Regions from separate parts of the Homo sapiens genome. Here region 1 is linked to region 2. A link is a contact called in ENCODE Hi-C or POLR2A ChIA-PET data. All regions are on one chromosome and are shown on one strand. The core of a region is the stretch at or near the end of the contact, and the rest is flanking DNA. Distances in the headings are between cores, read along the strand shown.

Region 1 (5,219 bases), core at 1,642-4,141, 410 kb after region 2:
CTGGCCAACTTTCCAGCGTCTTTCTTCTTCTTCTTGTCCTTGGGTGGCATTGCAAAGCTCAGAGAGCAGCGGTGAACGCTACAGCCTCGCTAAGATGTCAGACAAAAAGACACTGAACATATTTTCATGTGTTTGTTGTCCTTTGTATATTTTCTTTGAATAAATGCCTATGTAAATCCTATGCCAATTTTTAAATTGGGTTATTTGTTGTTGAGTTGTAGGAGTTCTTTATATATTCTAGACACTAGATCCTTAAACGATATATGGTTTGCAAACATTTTGTCCTATTCTTTGTGTTGTCTTTCACTCTCTTGATGTTGTCCTTGGAAGCACAAAAGTTTTTAGTTTCGATAAATTCATCAATTTATCTTTTTATTTTTTTTTGGCCGCTTGTGCTCTTGGTGTCATATCTAATAATCCATGGCCAAATCTCAGGTCATGAAGACTTACCCTATATTTTTATTAAGAGTTTTATAGTAATAGCTCTTATATTTAGGTCTTTGATTTATGTTGAGTTAATTTTTGCATATGGTATGAGGTAGGGTGCAACTTCATTCTTTTTTTTTTTTGAGACAGAGTCTTGCTCCATCGCCCAGGCTGGAGTGCAGTGGTGTGGTCTCAGCTCACTGCAACCTCCACCTCCCAGGTTCAAGCAATTCTCCTGCCTTGGCCTCCTGAGTAGCTGGAGTTACAGACACCCATGACTATGCCCAGCTAATTTTTGTATTTTTAGAAGAGACAGGGTTTCACCATGTTGGCCAGGCTGGTCTCAAACTCCTGACCTCAAGTGATCTGCCCACCTCAGCCTCCCAATGTGCTGGGATTACAGGCATGAGCCACCACACCTGGCCTCTGACTTCATTCTTTTACACGTGGATGTCCCCTCCAATACAATTTCTTGGGAGGCTATTCTGCATGGAATGGTCTTGGCACCCTTGTCATAAATCAAGTGCCACACGTGTATGAGTTTATATCTGGACTCTTAATTCCATCCAGTTGATCTATATGTCTATCCTGTGCCAGTGCCACACTGTTTTGATTACTGTAACTTTGTAGTGACTTTTGAAATTGGGAAGTATAAGTCCTCCAACTTTGCTCTTCTTTTTGAAGATTGCTTTAGCTATTCAGGGTCCCTTGTAATTCCATACAAATTTTAGGATTAGCTTTTCCATTTCTGTAAAAACATCACATTGGGATTTTGATAAGCATGGCATTAAATCTGTAGATCTATTTGGAGATTACTGTCATTTTAACAATATCAAGTCTTCTAATCAATGAACATGGAATGTCTTTTTATTTTCTTAAATTTTATTTAATTTCTTTCAGCGGTGTTACATAGTTTTCAATGTTCAAGTCTTCCCCTCCCTTTGTTAAATTCATTTCTAGTTATTTTATTGTGTTTGGTGCTATTGTAAATTGAATCGTTTTCTTGATTTTCCTTTTGTAGTGTGTATAGAAATATAACTAATTTTGTGTTAATATTGTATCCTTCAACTTTGTCAAATTCATATATTAGCTATAATAGTTTTTTTGTAGATTCTTTAGTATCAGCTACATGTAAGATCATGTCATCTGCAAATAAATGTGGTTCTCCTGCTTATTTTACTATCTAGATGTCTTTTTTTTTTCTTGCCTAGTTTCTCTGGCTAGAACTTCCAGTACAATATTGCATAGAAGTAGCAGAAACAGGCCGGGTGTGGTGGCTCATGCCTGTAATCCCAGCACTTTGGGAGGCCGATGCGGGAGGATCACCTGAGGTTGGGAGTTCGAGACCAGCCTGACCAACATGGTGAAACCCCGTCTCTACTAAAAATACAAAATTAGCTGGCTGTGGTGGTGCATGCCTGTAATCCCAGCTACTTGGGAGACTGAAGCAGGAGAATCTCTTGAACCCGGGAGGTGGAGTTTGCAGTGAGCCATGATTGCACCATTGCACCCCAGCCCGGGCAACAAGAGCGAAACTCCGTCTCAAAAAAAAAAAAAAAAAAAAAAGAAGTAGCAGAAACGGGCATCCTGTCTTGTTCCTGATCTTCGGGCAAAGATTTCTGTCTTTCACCAAGTGTTTTCTTGACTCTCATTGGCTCATCCTCTACTTTCTCCAGGGTGTCCGGCTGTCACCCTTGCTCACTCTGCTGCCCCAAGGAAACCAGTTCTCCAGCCTTTGCCACACTCACATCCTCTAGTCCCCACCTCTGCCCTCCACTTTCTGATTCAGTGCTCTATCTTTCAAACCAAGAGTTTTTTGCGGAGTTCCTATGCCTCACTCCTGTGGCTCCAACTAGTCATGCATCTCTCCTCCCTGGCCCTCTCCCACAGCTCTGAGCATGAAGAGGCCTGAGGCACACTTCATAAATGCTGAGGTCCTGAAAAGCCTAAGAGGTCAGGCTTGCTGAGAAGAGCTATGTCTGAGCCCGCCTGGCTACAGGGAAAACAAACCCCAAAACCTTGTTGGCCTGATTGGCAGGAGCCCAGAGAGAACTGATGCCCATCCAAGAAACACAGGTGTTCAAGGGCCCCTGCTCTGTGGCTCTCCACCCATGGGTAGCTGCAGGATGAGCACCGTCCTTGGGGGCAGAGGCCGCCAGGCGCTGCATCAGGATCCTGGCCTGCTGCTCTAATAGTGCCTGTGAGAAGTCAGGTTCTCAGGGCTCTAGTCCTCGCTCTCTGCCACATGAGAACCCACAGCAGCCTTCCTGCATCCCAGCAAAGGACCATGCACTCCCCAAGCCAAAGGGGTCCTGGTGGAGACCTTCAGTAAGATTGCCACTTCAAAGCCGTTCCAGGGGCCCGGGGGGACCTCTGAGCTCTCCTCCAGGAAAAGGCCTGTTCTCGTGAGGCCTGTTGTAGCTCAGCTCTTGGAGCCTTCTCTAGGGAGCACATTGAACAGTTTTCCGAATACTGAGGCTCCTCTTGGCTTCATTCCAGGAGTGGGGGAGAGGAGGGAAGGCTGGGCTGAGCCGCTCTGTGGATTTGCTCAGCTGTGTGTCATCCCATACTGTGCCAGTAGGCCCTGAGCCACCATGCAGTTAATTCTCCCCATTCACCTGTCCAGGACAACACAGGGTAACTAGAGGAAGAAAAAGAAAAGCTGGAAATCGTACAGAGGAGGAGAGAGATGCTGTCAAGGAACAAAGGCCAGTTGGTGCCAGGACTTCCAGGCCAATTGAGGATTCTGACCCCTCATTGCTCCAGAGGACTCTGGAGGTGTCCTTTCCCTCAGAGGGTGCCCCCAGCCCCTTGACTCAGTTTTTCCCATTTACTGGACTGGAAACCCCTCCCACCATCAGTGAAACGTTTGCTAAGCCTCACTTGGAGCCCAGGTACCCTGGGGACTGTGGGGGCTATCACCAAAGGTGGGGCATGGTCTGGGGATACCAGGTATCTTGGGGCAGCAGGCATCTTCTACTTCATGAGCTTCCTCCCTGTGGTTCCTTTTTTATTTTTAAGTAGATTTTTTTTAAAGAGCAGTTTTAGGTTCACAGCACAATTGAACAGAGAGTACAAAGTCCCCACATGCCTCCTGCCCCCACACATGCACAGCCTCGCCCACCAGCAACAGCCTGCACCAGAGTGGGACATTTACCAGTGAACCTACATGGACACATGGACGCCTCCTTATCACCCAGAGCCATAGCATACATTAGGGTTCACTCTTGGTGCGGTGCATTCTGTAGGTTTAAACTAATGAATAATGCCACGGATCCACCATGAGAGTATCATACAGATAAGTTTTTGCCCTAAAAATCCTCTGTGCTCCTCCTATTCATCCCTCTCTTCCCCTTGAACCCCAGAAACCACTGATCTTTTTATGGTCTCTGTGGTTTTGCTTTTTCCAGGTCAGATAGCTGGAATCATACAACATATATATCCTTTTCAGATTGCCTTCTTTCACTTAGTAATAGGCATTTAAGTTTCCTCCATATCTTTTCATGGCTCGATAGCACATTTCTTTTTAGCACTGAATTAAATGCTCAGTGGAATCATCACCTGGATATACTGCAGTCTGTTTACTCATTCACCTACCAAAGGACATCTTGGTTGCTCCCAAGTCTTGGTAATTGTGAATCAAGCTGCTATAAGCATCCATGTACAGATTTTTGTGAGGACATAAGTTTTAACTCCTTTGGGTAAATACCAAGGAGCACAAATGCTGGAGAGTATGGTAAGAGTATGTTCAGTTTTGTACTGTGGTTTCCACAGGTATATTGAGATATAATTCGCGTATAATCAAATGTTCCCATTTTAAGTGCACAGTTTGATGAGTTTTGGTGAACGTTTATAGTCATGCTCACAGCGTAGCACACTTCCATCACTCCCAAAAGCTGCCTCATGGCCCCTTGCAGCCAACCACTCCTGTCCTGCCCATCCCCAGCCCCTGGCAACCATGGGTCTGCTTTCTGTCACTACAATTTTGCCTTTTCTAGGGTTTCATATATGTGGGATCATACAAGATATAGTTTTGGGGTCTGGCTTCTTTCACTTAGCATGTTTGTGATATCCATTGTGGTATGTCTGTTAGAGGGTTTTTCCTTTTTGACGCTGCACAGCATTCCGCTGCATCCATGTGCCACTGTTTGCTTGTTCATTGACCGTTTGTTTGATGGATATTTGGGTTGTTTCCTTTGGGGGAGGAACCCTTATGAATAATGTTGCTGTGAACATTCGTGTCTAAGTCTTTGTGTGTGTGGCTTCTTTTCGAAGGAAGGGGGAACGCTGGCTCACTCCCTCCCAAAGTGATTGAGGGTTGATAAGGAAGCTGGGAAATCCCAAGGGGTAAAGAGAAAGGGATACAGGCCAGCCTGACCATGGGCCGCTGGGACTGCCAGAAACCTCTCTCCACTTGACCACATCGTGCGCAAAGTTCAGGGACCAGGAGAGGGAAACCGATGTGTTTACTTCCTGTCTCCATGGTGCTGGGAGAGCTGTTGTTGCTCTGAGTGTGGGGTGAGCTGGAATGTACTCCCCGCTGCCGCAGTCCTGTTGACATTATTCCTTGTCAGAATGGCTCATTTCCAGTTCGTTCCATCTACCCTCCCTTTGGTAGACCTCCATGACCCACCTGGATCCAGTCCCCAGTCACATACCAGGGCCCCCTGGACACAGGGTCCCTCAATCCCAGGGCCCCTTTCTGGGTCTCCAGTGGTTTTGTATGTGCCCATTCCCATGCCCCCCACCCCACGGTGAGGCAGCAGAAGCAGGCCATCACCCTGCTCAGCAGC
Region 2 (5,291 bases), core at 1,819-4,318:
TAGTGGTGGTTATACAATTGCATGCATTTGAAAAAAGACTGTATAACAATAAGGGCAAATTTTACTGTGTGTAAAATATACCTTAGTTTTTTTTTTTTTAAGAAAGGAAAAAATTACATTTTCTTTTTAACATTACATGCCCCCTTTTTTCCACTCATTTTGGCTGTAACATAAATTTGAATTATTAAAATATTTCAGACCGGGCGCAGTGGCTCACACCTGTAATCCCAGCACTTCGGGAGGCCGAGGCAGGCGCATCACCTAAGATCAGGAGTTTGAGACCAGCCTAGCCAACATGGTAAAACCCCATCTCTACTAAAAATACAAAAAAATTAGCTGGGCATGGTGGTGCATGCCTGTAATCCCAGCTACTACTCGGGAGGCTGAGGCAGGAGAATTGCTGGAACCCAGGAGGCGGAGGTTGCAGTGAGCCGAGATTGCGCCATTGCACTCCAGCCTGGGCAACGAGAGCAAAACTGTGTCTCACGAAAAAAAAAAAGAAAGAAAAGAAAAGAAAAGTATTTCACCTAGTGGATATCTGTGAAGCACTCCCTGTAAATCTATGTGCTCTGCACGGAGCAGCGAGCTGGACCCAGAAGGCCCTCCTCACACCTCCTGACCCTGTGCACTCAGGCCCTATACGCCCCTGTTTCCCTTCCCGGGGAATCTGTATGGCTTCTTGCCTAACAGTGACCCACGTGGCTCAGCCAGTTACTATGTGGTAAAATACTGGAATTTCTGAGATGTTTCCATGGCTTATGGGACCATAATATTTGAAGTGGGAACCTGGGAACCAGCCTCCTCATCACCCCATCCCTTCTCCATCAGGGAAGAGGAGAAGCAGCGCAAGCTGTCAGGCCATGGTCCAGCGGGGACTCTGGTCTGCTGTGTGACTTATCGAGAATCCTGTGTCAAGATAATCTTAGCTGATGTGCCCCTGCCGCGGGAGGGCCATTGGCAATGTTTTGCTTTATTTTTTTTCATTGAACCAAAGTTATCCGGACTATTGTGCATAAAATCAACCCACTGGTTGTTCCTCTCAGTCCTCTTTCCTGAGTATCTTCAGAATCCAGTCACGGCTCCCTTCCTGCGGCCACCTCTTGTTCCAGGCCACGGCCCCTCTCACAGGGACCCTGCACAGGCCTCCCAGCTGACTGGCCCCCAAGCCCCTCCCACAGCAGCCAGCAGGATCATTTGGAGACCAAAGCCTGCCATGCTCCTCCCTCAAAGTCATGAGTACATGAGGAACCCACACCCATTAGCAAGAAAAAGAACAAAAACCCCTTAGGAAGAAGGGCCAGAAAACAGGACAATGCAATTCCTCTAAGCAGAAAGCAATACAAATGGCAAAAACATATGAAATGGGGCTCACGCCTGTCATCCCAACACTTTGGGAGGCCGAGGCAGGCGGATCACCTGAGGTCAGGAGTTCGAGACCAGCAAGGCCAACATGGCGAAACCCCATCTCTACTAAAACGACAAAAACTAGCTGGGCATCGTGGTGTGCACCTGTGGTCCCAGCTACTTGGGAGGCTGAGGCAAGAGTATTGTTTGAACCCAGGAGATGGAGGTTGCAGTGAGCTGAGATCTTGCCACTGCCCTCCAGGCTGGGCAACAGAGCAAGACTCTGTCTCAAAGCAAAACAAAACAAAACAAAACATCTGAAATGATTCCTAACCTTATTTGCAATTAAATTAAATAAAAGAAAATCAAAACAACCATGTGATACCATCTCTAACCCCCACTCCAGCAGAACGAAGAAAATGGAACCATTTGAAGGTGTGGTCTCTGAGACTCCCACCTGAAGTTTGGACACAGGGACAGGTGTGGCCAATGGGTGACGTTTTTGGAGGGCAATTGCAAAGAACACTCCTTTCCATCCAGAGTCCACTGCTAGAAAAGCCTCTGAGGTGTTTACTGATAATGGCTTCCTAAAATACCCACGCGAGACCTTCAGTCCTGCACTGTGTACAACAGCAGAAGCCTGGAAATAAGGTGCTCACCAATAGGGAAGAATTGGGTCAGTTACAGTCCGTCCGCACAACTGAATGCTCCGCAGTCATTATATGAATGGGGTAGAACTGTCTGCACGTACCGAAATGAAACTGGGTCAGAAAAAGGAGCTGTATGTCCCCGTGGATAGACCCACCCCTTTGGTGTAACTTTTTAAAAGCGTAGACTTATCCTCACAGGTATGTGCACGGAAAAAATTTCTGGAAACAGCAACCAAAAACCTATTAAATGAAATTGCCTTTGGCAAGAGACAGGTGAGGAGAAGGAGGATTTCACTTTTCATTTTGGACTTTTCTGTTCTGCTTGGATTTCTAATCATGCGCACATGCATATTTTAATTTTTTAAAGGTCATAAGGAAATATCTAGGTGGTGAGATTTGAGGTCAATTTAATTTTCTTTTTGTACTTTTCTATTTAAAAAAGAATCAAAATCAATGTGTTTAAATGTTTCAAAACAAATAAAAACCTCCACTGCTCTGGGGATAAAGTCCACAGTCCTGAGCATTACACCCAGGAGGGAGGTTCTTCCGGCTTCACCTCCAACTTCCTCGTGCTGAACTCCTGGCCCCAACCCCAGCCAACCCCATCAACTCTCTACAGTACAAAGCTCTGTGCCGTCTTACCTCTGGGCCTTTGCCTATGCTGTTCCATCTGCCTGGAATGCTCCTTCCCCTCTGGGTCATCCCTTCATTTCACCTTATGTTTCCTTTGGCTTGATACTAGGTGCCTGCCAAGTGCTTGGTGGTATGGGCCTGCCTGATGGCTCCCCCTGGCCTCACCTCCATACCCTCAATGCTCCTACTACGCTGCCAGCCTCCCTCACTACCTCGCAACAGCCTTGAAGGTAAGGACGGGGCCTGGGTCACTGGCAATGTCCAGGGCCTGGCACTGTGCCTGGCACATAGTAGGTTTCATAAACATTTGTTGACGGAACTGACAGATGACTGACTGAATGAATGAATAAACAGTGGCACCCCAGGCTTATCCTTAAGCAGGCCTGTCTGTGGGGTGAGGTTCCTGGCCAGGCCCCAGACGCCGGGCCTGGGCACCTGCGGAGGCAACCTGGAGGGGCAGACACAGCCGCCGGCAGCAGAGCCGCCCGCTTGACTCCAAGGTGGCTTTTATTTCCTCTTATTTGGGTGCCAAGTCCCTGAACAAATATTTTCCTGGAGTGGAAGAACGGCTTAGATCCCAGCCTTAAGTGCTGGAAACACCGGCTGGGTAGGGCAGGTTCCAGGAACCAGAGGAAGCTAGGGCCTGGCTGCAGCTGGGGGAGGGGGTCCCAAGGGCTGCCCTCCAGGCAGTGCCCACCCTCCCGCTGTCTGAAGAGGGGGCCCGCTCCGCCTTCCCCATCAGGCTCAGGGAAGCCGCCACTCGCTTGCTCTGCTCGGCACACAGCTGTGAGAGGCTTTTGCCCTGGGCCTCTCTGCCCATAAATCAGAATCCTCTGGGATTCTGAAGAAAACGTACACCATGTGGGCCTCCCTCATTTTTGCTGAAAAAGCTGCAGTGAGATTTAAAGGAACTAATTAGAATCTCAGAAGCCCTTTTATAAGCGTTTTTCTTCCCTTTAACTTTCTTATTGAGGAATAACATACGCAGAGTGCACTCGTCTAAGTGTATAGCTTGATGATTTATTTACATATATGTTCACCCTTCTAATCACCACCGACATCAAGCCAGAGAACATTTCCGCACCCCAGAAGGTTTTTTGTGTCCATGCCTAGTCAATACCACACCCTCAGCCCGAGGAACGCACTGGCTTCTATTATCATCAATTAGTTTTGCCTGTTCCTGAACTGCCTACAAATGGAATCATGCAATGTAGGCTTTGTTGTGTCTGGCTTCTTGTGCTTAATATATATGCCCATGATGTTCATCTCTGTTGTACCCGTGTCCGTAGCTTGTCCTTTTTTGTTGCTGAGTAGTATTTCACTGTGTGAATACACCACAATTCATTTATCTATTCTCACGGTGAAGGACATTTGGGCAGTTTCTGTTTGAGCTCTGATGAATAAAGCTGTTACATGCATTCTTATACACACCATTCAGCAGATATATGCTCTCATTCTGCTTGGATCATAGGGTAGGTATATGTTTAGTGTTAGTAAGTATTTCCAAGTGAGTTTCCAAAGAGCTCCTATCAATTCTCACTCCCTCCGACAACCTAGGGACATCTCCCCACAACACGACGTTGCCCATCCCTAAAAGCAGCCTTTCTGGTGGTGGGAGGTGGGTGTGGTGGTGACTTGCACTGTTAAACATCTTCTAAATGTTGCTTGACTTTCAGAGCAGGGTAGCAGTACCAGCCAGCCTCAATGAGCACCCCAAAAGCAGAGCCCCCCTACTCGCAGTGAGCCCCTGAATGCCATGCCTCCTGCCAGGCTGCACAAGGAAACATCTGCCCTCCAGGAGCACCCAGGGTGGCAGGAAGCCAGAAAGATACCTGCTGTCATGTGGCAGGAGGTGCCCGAGAGGCATGACCTGAAGTTATGAGAACACAAAGGACTCAAGTGCCTCCCCCAGGCTTGAAGGAGAGCAGGTGTGGGGCGGACCTGCTGAGGACCTGCACTGGGGCAAATCCATCCTTGCACATGTGCACGCCACGAGTGGGCGCGGCTCATGTACTGGGGAGGCGCAGCGGTGTTGGGAGAGGGAGGAAGGGAGAAAGCCAGGGGAGGGCTGGTCCCATGGCCAGGCAGAGTCTGCAGAATGGGGGCCTCCAGCTCCAACAGCTTTAGGGCCTGTGGGCCCAAAGCAGTTTCTAAGCCCCTCTAGGCTCCTCACTCATTCAGCTCCAGGTGCCAGGGGCTCACCACCTCCTGAGGCAGCCCAGCCTCCTTTCTCTTCTGCCAAGCTGGAGAGAAGGGGCAGGGGAAGAGGGTAATTGGAGTGAGGGAGAGGGCGCCTCAGCGGAGGGAGCGTGGTCCTGGTCCCGGGGCTCCTCTGCACAGTCGGTACCTGCAGACCCATTTAAAAAACCCTTTCTCCCAGATGCTGTGGGGGGCCCGTGCACCAGCAGTGCCTTACCTGGGAGGGAGCCTGAGATGGCCCACCTCAAGGCCCAGCTCTGGGACTACTGTCCCTTCCACCCTAGATGGCCCACTCAGAGCACAGCCTCATCCCCAGGCTCCCCTGTAGGAGAGCAAGGTGAGGCAGGGGCACGCCGCCCAGGTGCAGCCAGTTTTGCCTCTTACCAGCCCCTCCTCCCCACCCATCCTACAAAGTCATCAATCCTCACCTCTGCTCCATGGCCAGGCCTCAGGCCCCCAGCCCTC

The links. Hi-C counts contacts between places; a loop is a spot of excess contacts on that map. ChIA-PET counts read pairs that join two places held with the same protein, here RNA polymerase II (POLR2A). Pooled maps may share reads with other maps.
Region 1: POLR2A ChIA-PET joins it to region 2 with 12 read pairs in activated T-cell. The contact joins two enhancer-like sites. A Hi-C loop is called at or near these places in 2 of 50 pooled maps. POLR2A ChIA-PET finds 5 or more read pairs at or near these places in 2 of 52 experiments (HepG2 and activated T-cell).

What each region holds. Positions count from the first base shown.
Region 1 is chr2:20,606,605-20,611,823 of GRCh38, forward strand. It overlaps a transcript of HS1BP3 not described here and the pseudogene RPS25P3. Among named protein-coding and RNA genes, the nearest start is that of HS1BP3-IT1, 17 kb to the left of the region's middle. RefSeq lists an enhancer at 2,561-3,060. Within about 2 kb of position 2,892, at least 12 of the 41 ENCODE cell types and tissues checked have a DNase peak (open chromatin) inside an H3K27ac peak, as active enhancers do.
Region 2 is chr2:20,193,648-20,198,938 of GRCh38, forward strand. No RefSeq gene overlaps it. Among named protein-coding and RNA genes, the nearest start is that of SDC1, 29 kb to the right of the region's middle. RefSeq lists an enhancer at 3,243-3,816. Within about 2 kb of position 3,069, at least 12 of the 41 ENCODE cell types and tissues checked have a DNase peak (open chromatin) inside an H3K27ac peak, as active enhancers do.